Linked DNA regions of Homo sapiens: region 2 is linked to region 1. Evidence: read pairs that join two places in POLR2A ChIA-PET (ENCODE). Cell type or tissue: CD4-positive, alpha-beta T cell. All regions are shown on one strand.

The links. Peaks named below come from ENCODE experiments on the same cell type or tissue, not always from the same donor. Only the 100,000 strongest peaks of a DNase experiment are listed, where the experiment ranks them.
Region 2: POLR2A ChIA-PET joins it to region 1 with 5 read pairs; 2 of 35 experiments call an interaction of 5 or more read pairs at or near these places.

Annotation. Positions count from the first base shown.
Region 1 is chr6:149,257,378-149,262,377 of GRCh38, reverse strand. It overlaps TAB2-AS1 (TAB2 antisense RNA 1), which reads left to right and starts at 4,827. Exons shown (of 3, transcript NR_149096.1): 1 at 4,827-4,994. It also overlaps a transcript of TAB2 not described here. In CD4-positive, alpha-beta T cell, no CTCF peak of the experiment used is centred here; DNase peaks (open chromatin) are centred at 827 and 2,457.
Region 2 is chr6:149,125,962-149,130,961 of GRCh38, reverse strand. No RefSeq gene overlaps it. Among named protein-coding and RNA genes, the nearest start is that of UST-AS2, 96 kb to the right of the region's middle. RefSeq lists a silencer at 1,283-1,342. In CD4-positive, alpha-beta T cell, no CTCF peak of the experiment used is centred here; DNase peaks (open chromatin) are centred at 1,041 and 2,381; H3K27ac peaks cover 1,294 bases.

The DNA.
Region 1 (5,000 bases):
TATTTTTAGTAGAGACGGGGTTTCACCATGTTGGCCAGGCTGGTCTCAAACTCCTGATCTCAAGTGATCCTCCCGCCAGGGCCTCCCAAAGTGTTGGGATTACAGGCATGAGCCATCATGCCCGGCAGCATTTGAGATTTGTATGTAGAAAAGCAGATCTTGAAATTACTGACTTTGATGCTTGGTATAGGAGTGTGGCTATCATTGAGAGCCTCATCATCTTCTTTGCTTTACACTATGTAAAACTTCTCTGCTAAAAGTTCAGGCACCCTAAACATCCACACATTTCCACTAGATCTATTTCCCTTAACTCACAATTCCCTGGTAAACATGTCATTTCTTCAAGAAGTAGGGATTTTGCTGAGCTTGAACTGCTATTCAAGATCACATTTAAATGACCTCTGACAATCAAAGTCCCAGCTGCTTAGAGACAAGAGTCCTGACCTGAACTGGGGTCTTTAGAATTTGGATTCAGAGCTACTGCTGGGTGCTAAATTTATTCCCCAAGGGAGTAAATTAGCCTGAGTTGCACATGCAAGGCAAGGCCAAGCCTGATTCATGTAGTTGATTATAAGTTATTTTACCCTGGAAACTACTGTGTCTCAGCTGGATCAGCTTAACTTAGTTGTTCTCTAGAGGAGACATGATCCCTCGTTTCTCTTTTTCCTTTTTTCGTCAACAGTCAGACATCCATGGGGTGTTGTAGCCTTAGACATCAGTTAGCTATCATTAAATATAATTTGGAGCTTTAACAATGCTGTCAGTACACCGTGGGATTTTGTCATCACTTTACTATTGGTTAAAATCTCTTTCACTTATGGAGACTTTGCTCCCTTTCATCTTTGTGGTTGCCAGACTTGTAGTTTGTTTTTCTGTTTAATAGAAACCTTAGAATCATTGGTATAAAGTGAAGTACGCTATGAAAAACACATGCTTTTTAAAATAGTTCTTTTTGTCTTTAAAGATGAAAATACTGTGCTTTCATCTGTTCCAATACCAGTAAATGCATATTTTATAGCATCTCCTTTAAACTCTTCAACATGATAATTAAAAAAATTTTTGTATACCACAGTCAACTTTCTGAAACTGCTTTTACATGCCTCTTCATTTTCCTTTATATAGAAGAGATGTTGGATGTGAAATTTCTGTAGCAGCTAAGAGAACTCTGAAAAATTTCAAATGCTAGCAAAAAATCTTAAATTTCTATAGATAGAAATGTGGAAGAATCAAAGTGTGTTAGCTCTTTTGAAATGTATATTTCTTGCCTTGCTTTTCCTTGAACTCTGAAAGGCCCATTTGGAGAAAGTGGATGAAAAAGGGCCTCTCCATTGATCTTTCTAATTAGAAAGAAAATTCAAATTCAGAGCTGCAAACATGACTTAAATGCATGTTTAATCCAGAGGAAATATAGCTTCAAATTTTTTAATTTTAAGTATTTCAGGGCCCTAAACATAAAAATGCATTGTCATTTACAGAATGATTTGGAAATTGTACATTTCATGTGGGAAACGAAGGTTTTGTTTTAAAGGCCGAATAGCATACATAAAGTTCATAACTCAACTACAGGTCAGTACGTGTCTTTCATACATATACACCTGTGTCATTGCCACTCAGATTGAGACAGAGCACACTTTCAGCACCCAGCAGGCTCCCTTCTCAGCGCTTCTCAGTGAATACCACGCCACCCTCCAGCCCCCGTCCCATAGATTTCGTTTTGCCTATTTTTGACCTTCACAGATGTGGAAACATGCCCACCGTGCTCTTTAGTGGCTTCTTTCAGTCCACACGATGTTCATAGGATGATTTGTCCATGATGTGTGTAGCAACAGTTTATCCTTTTTTTCCTCCATGGGGCTTCCTAAAGATGGGCTTCTGCAACAGCTCTCCTCCGGAGACATGAAGGGAGCAATACGTATAAGGAGTGATAGCAGACAGAAGCCAGCTTCGCTTTATTTTTAGCTGAGCAAATGCCCGGTAAGGCCTTGTACCGCACTCCCCACTCCAAAGCCGAACCCTGAGAAGGCTGCGCTGGAGCACGCGGTGGGTCAGGCTTTCAGCTCAACCTCTCTCCTCCCGTTCCAAACCCACTTCTTGGATGTTACGGTCACCTGGCCAGCTACCTGCACCATGACTGGAATTGTCAGGCAAAGGAGAGTGATGCCAGGGGCTGTCCTGATGAGGTGGTGCCTGAGCCGGTTTACCTCTCCCTTTACATGGAAATGAAAGATAATGAACAGTGGCCATGTGTGATATTTTAAAATCCAACTATCCCTTCCCAGAACAAGCGTGGCCTGGCCAATGCTCACATTTGAAAGCCATCTTGGTACTTCCTCTTGGGGATGATTGAGAAAGAGGGCAGATAATGAGGCAAAAGTCAGGGGAAAGGGGGCTGGTAGTCTTATATTACTCACATGTATTTTTTTAAATGGTCAGCATCTATTTGACTCTTGACTATAGAATGAAGTCTTACTTCTTCTTTCACAGAATCCCTGTCATGGGCTACAGTGGAGGAACCAAGGGGAGGGGCCAGGCTATGTCCCGGCTCTGACACTGATGAGTGGAAGGGGTGGCTTTGGGCCACTTGTATCATGTCTCTTATTCCTCATCTGTAAAATGTGGCAGTTTGACTGATGGACCTCTCAGCACCATGGAGAAGTTTTAAAGGTGGCAAATAACACATTTTACACCTTCAGGCTCTCCCCACTCTTTTATGAATAAGCATCTATAAGACAGGATGTCTAATTCTTCTGGAGATTCCTGAATATCCTGCCTTTGTCCAGGTTGGGCAATGCTAAATGCCAGTTCTGACCAATGGTGCAGGTATTAATTTCACAGTGAGGATCTTGTTTCAATGTATTTAAATTAGGTGATGTGGAGATGGAACATTCTGACAGAAGAGTTGGGACAAAGTGACAGATATAAGCCCCCTAACATCTATATGTTTCTCAGTGAGACTCAAACTGCTTCCCTAGGCTTTGCAGAGCCCTCTCCCAGATTGTGTGTATGTGTGTGTGTGTGTGTGTGTGTGTGTGTGTGTGTGTGTAGAGGGAGCGTGCTATAGGCAGCCTTTCTATGTCTGCACTGTGAACAGATGTGGTCAGCATTTCTAGGGCCATTTATGGCTTTCTAGTTATATATTTTTCTTGCTTTGTTTTGCCACTTCCCTGAAAAACATCCTCCATTAGTTTCCTATTGTTACTGTCGAAAATGACCACAAACTTAGTGTCTTAGAACAACACCAGTTTATTATCCCACAGTTCTGGAAGTCAGAAGTCTAAAGTGGCTCTCACTGAGCTAAAATCAAGGGGTTGACAGCATTGTGTTCCTTTCTGGAGGCCCTGGGAGAGAGTGTTTTCTTGCCCTTTCTAGCGTCTAGAGGTGACCCTCATTCTTTGGTTTGTGGCCCTTTCCTCCATTTTCAAAGCCAGCAGTGGGTTGTAGAACCTTATTCACATCCCATAACTCTGACACCAACCCTGCTGAACCTCTGTGCTAACACTGGTCCAGAATCATCCAGAATAATCTCCCTACTTTAAAGTCAGCTGATCAGTAGCTTGCTTCCACCTTCAACCTTAATTTCCCTTTGCCATGTCACATGATGTATTCACACGTTCTGGTGATTAGGATGTGAATGTCTTTTGGGAAGGGAGAGAAACTAATCTGCTGATATACTATATAGGCATATGGTAATTTCTTTATCAGACTGAAAAGAGATAGGTTAACAGTGATTAACATTTTCTCAATGCAAAACTTTTTACTTAACTCAGGGAAAAATTATCTTTTGTATAAAAATGGATGCTTCTGAGCAAATGCATGATCAGCAAAGAATAGTTGTATGTTCAGTTACTGGACAGGAGGAACAGTCTTCTTCCCTTAGGTATAGGACAGAATCATACAAAAGTAAAAGTGTATTTATGTGAGAAGTGTGTGTGTGTGTGTGTGTGTGTGTGTGTGTGTGTGTAGGCAGTCATGCACTGGAGGGGGCTCACTCTGGCATGTGAGAGCCATTGTGTGTCTATATTTTCCTAAGTTCATGTTCAGTGACATCACTGAATGACTTGAAATTAGCCATGGTGGGAGTATTTACACCATAGAAAGCGGCAAATGCTGTAAGTCAGGGTTTTATTTTCCCCTGGAGAGCCCATTGTTAAACACTAATGGGCTCACCACTAGAGTAGAGACTCACTGCCTTCGGTTCATGTGCACAACACCGCTGTGTGGCCTTACTGCTCCTGTGGGATCCCCAGACTCTCTAGCTGGAGAAGGGGCAAATCCCAGGCCGCATCCAGACCAGCGGGCCTAGCCACAAACACAGCTGCTGCAGTTCTCCCTCTGCTATCTCAACTTCCCTAGTTGCTATAGTAGCGTGGACTGGATGGGGAGCTACACTTTCTCTCATGTGGGCAAAAGCTTGCTTCTTCGTCACTCCCCACTGTTTGAACTTCTCTCTGTCTAGCATTTTTTTCCTGACCAGTCTGTGTACCCGTCGTTGATCTGTCCGCTTGGATGGAGCCAGTGCTCTTTCTTAGAGTTGCATTCACTTGCCCTCGCTTGTGCTTGTCTTGCTCCCCCAGGAGCTATGAGATCAGTGCTGCCCAGATTTTAGGGGAGTTATCAGGGGAGCTTGTTAAAATGCAGACTCCAAGACTCTGCCCCCAGAGATTCTGATTGGGAAGGTCTGAGATGAGCCCCAAGGATCTGCATTATTGACAAGCACTATTATTATTAGCATTACTGACATTATTATTGGCATAATTCTAATTATTGACATCACTGACAAGATTCTGAGGCCAGGGGTTCATGGGCCACCCTGACTTGCCCAGTCTGGAAGCTCCCTGAAAGCCTGGCAGGCCACCCTACTTCAGCTGCATTCGGTCCATACACTGAGGGTCTCAGTGGGGAAAAAGCAGAGTCATTTTAAAGAAACATGGATCTTAGTTTCTAGAAGGTTTTTCCCCATCTGGCAGACAAATTTATGCCTATTCCACACACAGGTGGGT
Region 2 (5,000 bases), 130 kb after region 1:
GAAAACAGCTGGTGACTGTTTCTTGCATACAACAAAGGATTCTGGCTTCTAAGCCTATTCAATTAAAAGGAAACTCACTAAAGCAGCCACCCCCATTGCAGAGCTCTGGGGCCCCAACTCTAACTGCTGGGCTAGGGTCTTGCACTTCAGAAAACCAGAGGCACCACCATATACCAGTTTTATGTCCTTGCCGTGTGTGTGACAAATCCTGTGTTTAACTTGGGCGAGCTTCAGAAGGTTCTCGTTGTACCACATTCCAACTAAGAGCCTGCCACAGGAGGCCTGCATTTGAACTCTGTTGACGTTCTCCACAACCTTTCAGACTTCCCTAATGGAGCCGACAAAGTAGCTGCCACGGAGGACATGGATACTGTCACCATCGTGGAAACATAGTGTTTATCCACTTGGAAAAAAGGGGGAGTATGGAGAGTGTCAATACATAAAACTGCAGGGCCAATTCCCTGTGCACTCTTCTTTATACTATTCAGCAATTCATTTCATGGAGCAAGACTCCTTAGCCAGCTTGGTGAAAAAAAAAGGGGAGACATGTTTCATTTGTATTGAACTCAGGACTCTGACTTGAATGTGGTTAGAATACAAGTCTATGCCGAAAGGTTCTTGCAAATGCAGCAAAAACACTTCTGAAATAGGAATCAATGTTCAGGTTTTTCCCTGGCAAGTTTATCTTTGCTGTGTCATTCACTGCTTTTCAAGTAGGATCTAGGGACTGGTGTAGAGTTCCAGAAAGTAACTCATAATAATAAAAATGAACATTTAGTGAACACACATGCCAAGTATTTGATGCATATTAACTCCTAATTCTTTCAACAATGCTCTGAAGTAGGCACTGCTGCTATCCCCATGATATAGATAAAGAAACTGAGGCACAGAAAGATTAGGAACTTGCCCAAAGTATCTGTTATAGCAAGAGGTAGAGACATAACTTGAATCCAGGCAGTTTAGTTCCAGAGCCCAGACTCTCAGCCAAGCATGACATGACATCTGTGCCCAAAGCCATGAGTCAAATACGGCCACCGCTCTGAAAATTCCTGTTGCTCAATGATGAGTAGTTCGACACATCATTTTTTTTTTTACAGTGATAAAACAGATGTAGCATGTAGTCTTACGCAAACATGCAAAATCAAAGAATTTTTAGTATGCAGTGAATTGCTTCAAGCTGCACCTTGGTGTCCTGGGGCATGTACTTCACCTCCTCTGATGTCTGGGGTAGTACGCTGATGAAAAATGTAAGAGCTACAGTGGCGTTCCTTACCTCTTCCTCTTCTCAGTTCCCCTGCACTGAAGCCAGAGGTCAGAGGTCAGATGTTAGGTGCTGATAAGACAATCTCCTGTCATGTTTTTTTCGACCATTGCTCTACCTCCTTTTTTCTGGTATGGTCAAGGATAGGAAAGGGGTTGTGATGGTTAATACTGAGTGTCAACTTGATTGGATTGAAGGATACAAAGTATTGGTCCTGGGCATGTCTGTGAGAGTGTTGCTAAGAGATTAACGTTTGAGTCAGTGAGCTGGGGAAGGCAGATCAACCCTTAATCTTGTGGGCTCAATCTAATCAGCTGCCAGCGAATATAAAGCAGGAAGAAAAACGTGAAAAGGAGAGACGGGCCTAGCCTCCCAGCCTACATCTTTCTCCTGTGCTGGATGCTCCTTGCCCTCGAACATCGAACTCCAAGTTCTTCAGTTCTGGGACTCTGACTGGCTCTCCCTGTCAGCTTGCAGACAGCCTATTGTGGGACCTTGTGATCATGTAAGTTAATACTTAGTAAACTCCCCTTTATATCTATCTGTGTATCTACCTATGTATCTATGTATGTATGTGTCTATTATCTATCTATCTATCTATCTATCTATCTATCTATCTATCTATCTATCATCTATCTATCATCTATCTATCTGTCCTATAGGTTCTGTCCCTCTAGAGAACCCTGACTAATACAGAGGCAGAGCTGGGTCATGCCAGTGGCCTTATCACAGGGTGAGGAGGGAGCATTTCCTTAGATGCTGGGGCCCACATCCCAGAAGTAGGGTCTGTGTACCGTGGCTGCTCAGTCACTCTTTGTGTCCTTCCCGGGCTCCTGATGCCCCACCACTGGTGGGTTGCCCTCCCTCCCCAGTGCTCTGGGCAGGAAGAAATGGAGCTACTCTCCATGCTCATCTGCATCTCAGCTGTCTGTTGACGACACCACAAAACTGTCAAAAGATGAGGAGAGTCCTTTCTGGTCTTGATATGTGTTTGTGCCACACTTCACCACACTTCCTGCCTTTCTGGGAATCAGGAACACAGGGTTCAGCAAAGCGGGACCCTTATCAGCTCTTCCCCCATTGCCTGTTTACAAGAAGAAGCCAACACACAGCTGGAGGACCTCCTGTGGGTGGGGCTTGAACACCACCAAGAGCTGTGCTCCCTTTCTCACTCAAGGCTCAATTGCTGGTGAGCAGCAAGTTTGCGTTGGCAAAACAAATTCACTCTGCTGACCTTGTTTTACTCCTTTCTCTTCCCCATTGGATTATTACAAACAAAATGCTAAGAAAGACTGTGCTTATAAAATGCACCTGGATCACGAATAGTGTGCTGAACCAGAGTCTCATTTGAGAATTTTCTCCTTCTACTGTTTATATGACCTTTTTCTCTTTCATGTGTGTGTTTTTAATTAAACCTTTTATTTTTAAATAACCATAGATTCACATGCAGTTATAAAAAAATAAAGAGAGATCTCCTGTACCCTTTACCCAGTTTACCCCAATATTAACATTCTATAAAACAGTAGTACAGTATCACAACCAGGATATTGATATTGATATAGTCAACGTACAGAACAATTCCATCATTGCCAGGACCCCTCGTGTTGGTCTTTTATAGCCACATCTATTTCCCTCTCTTCTTAACCACTGCCACCCACTAATCTGTTCCCCATTTCTATAATTTTGTCATTTAAATAATGTTATGTATGGAATTAAATGTGGGATTAGCTTTTTTACTGAGCATAATTCTCTAGAGACTATGTGTATCAATAGCTAAATTCTTTTTATTACTGAGGAGTATTCCTTGGTAAGAATGTACCAAAGTTTGTTTAACCATTCACTCATTGAAAGACATCTAGGTTGGCTGGGTGTGGTGGCTCACATCTGTAATCCCAGCACTTTGGGAGGCTGAGGAGGGCGGATCACGAGGTCAGGAGTTAGAGACCATCCTGGTTAACACAGTGAAACCCCGTCTCTACTAAAAATACGAAAATTAGCCGGGTGTGGTGGTGGGTGCCTGTAGTCCCAGCTACTTGGGAGGTTGAGGCAGAAGAATGGCTTGAACTCAGGAGGCAGAGCTTGCAGTGAGTCGAGATAGCACCAGTGCACTCCAGTCTGGGCAACAGAGCAAGACTCCTTCCCCCACAAAAAAGAAAGACATCTAGGTTGTTTTTAGTTTTTGACTATTAGTAAGAAATCAGATATAAAAATTTGTGCTCAGGTATTGGTATGAATGTAAGTTTTATTTCTCTGGGATAAATGCCCAGGAATGTAATTGCTGAGTCATATGGTAGTTGCAAGTTTATTTTTTTAAGAAACTGCCAACTGTTTTACAAAGTGGCTATACCATTTTACATTCCCACCAGCAATGCATGAATGATGCAGTTTCTCTGCATCCTGGTTATCCTGATAGATTGTAGTAATATCTCATTGTGCTTTTAATTTACATTTCCCTGATAGCTAAAGATGTTGAATATCTTTTTGTTTAACTTCATTGTCATCTGAATACACTCTTCTGTGAAATGCCCCTTATGTCTTTTCCCCATTTTTCAACCAGGACTGTTGAGTTTTTTTACTGATAAGTTTTGAGAGTTCTTTATATATTCTAGATACTAATCCTTTGTTGGATATGTGGTTTGCAAATATTTACTCCCAATCTGTGGTTTGTCTCTTTAACCTCTTAACAGTGTTTTTTGCAAAACAAAAACTTTTAATTTTGATGAAGGCAAATTTATCAATTTTTCTTTTATGGATCATGATTATGGTATCAAGCTTAAGAAGTCTTTGCCTAGCTCTAAATCATGAAAATTTGATTATATTTCCCCCTAAACATCTTATAGTTTTACATTTAAGCCTGTGGCCCATTTTGAATTAATTTTTGGAGAAGGCGTGAGACAGAGGTCTAGGTTCATTTTTTTTGCCTGTGGATGTCCAATTGCTCTAACACCATTTATTGAAAATGACTCTTTACTCTGCTGGACTGCATGTTCATCATTGTCAAAAGTCGATTGGGCATATTTGTCTGAGTTGAGTTCTTCCTTTTTTTTTTTTCTGGAGATGGGGTTTCACAACGTTGCCAAGGTTGAAGTACAATGGCTATTCACAGGTGCAATCGTAGTGCACCCCACCCTCAAACTCCTGGCCTCAAGCGATCCTCCTGTCTCAGCCTCCTGAGGAGCTGGGACTATAGGCACTAGCTATTGTGTCTGGCTTGTGTGAGTCCAGTTTTAGGTTCTCTATTCTGTTTCATTGATCAATGTGTCCATTCCTCTGCCAATACCATACAGTATTGATTACTTATATAATATTCCTTATTTCAGAAGTAACATTTAACATTACATATTATGTAATGGCTCAAAATTAGATAGATTTCTCCCACTATTCTTTTTTTTCAATTTTTTAAGCTAGTCTAGTTCCTTTGCTTTGTCATATATATTTTAGAACAATATTTTGTCTCTCTTGCAAGGACTTTGATAGAAATTGCATTCAAACTTTATGCTAATTTGGGGAGAATTGATATCATTATGTTGAGTCTTCTAATCTGTGCATATACGTCTATTTATATAGATCCTCTTTAATTTCTCTGATCAGCATTGTGCATTTTTCAGCATATGGATCACATATATAGTTTTCCAGATTTACACCTAAGTATTTAATTTTTAAAGTAATCATAAATAGTATTATATGTGTTTCAATTTTCTTTGTTAAAAATAAATTTAATTGTGTATATTTGAGATTT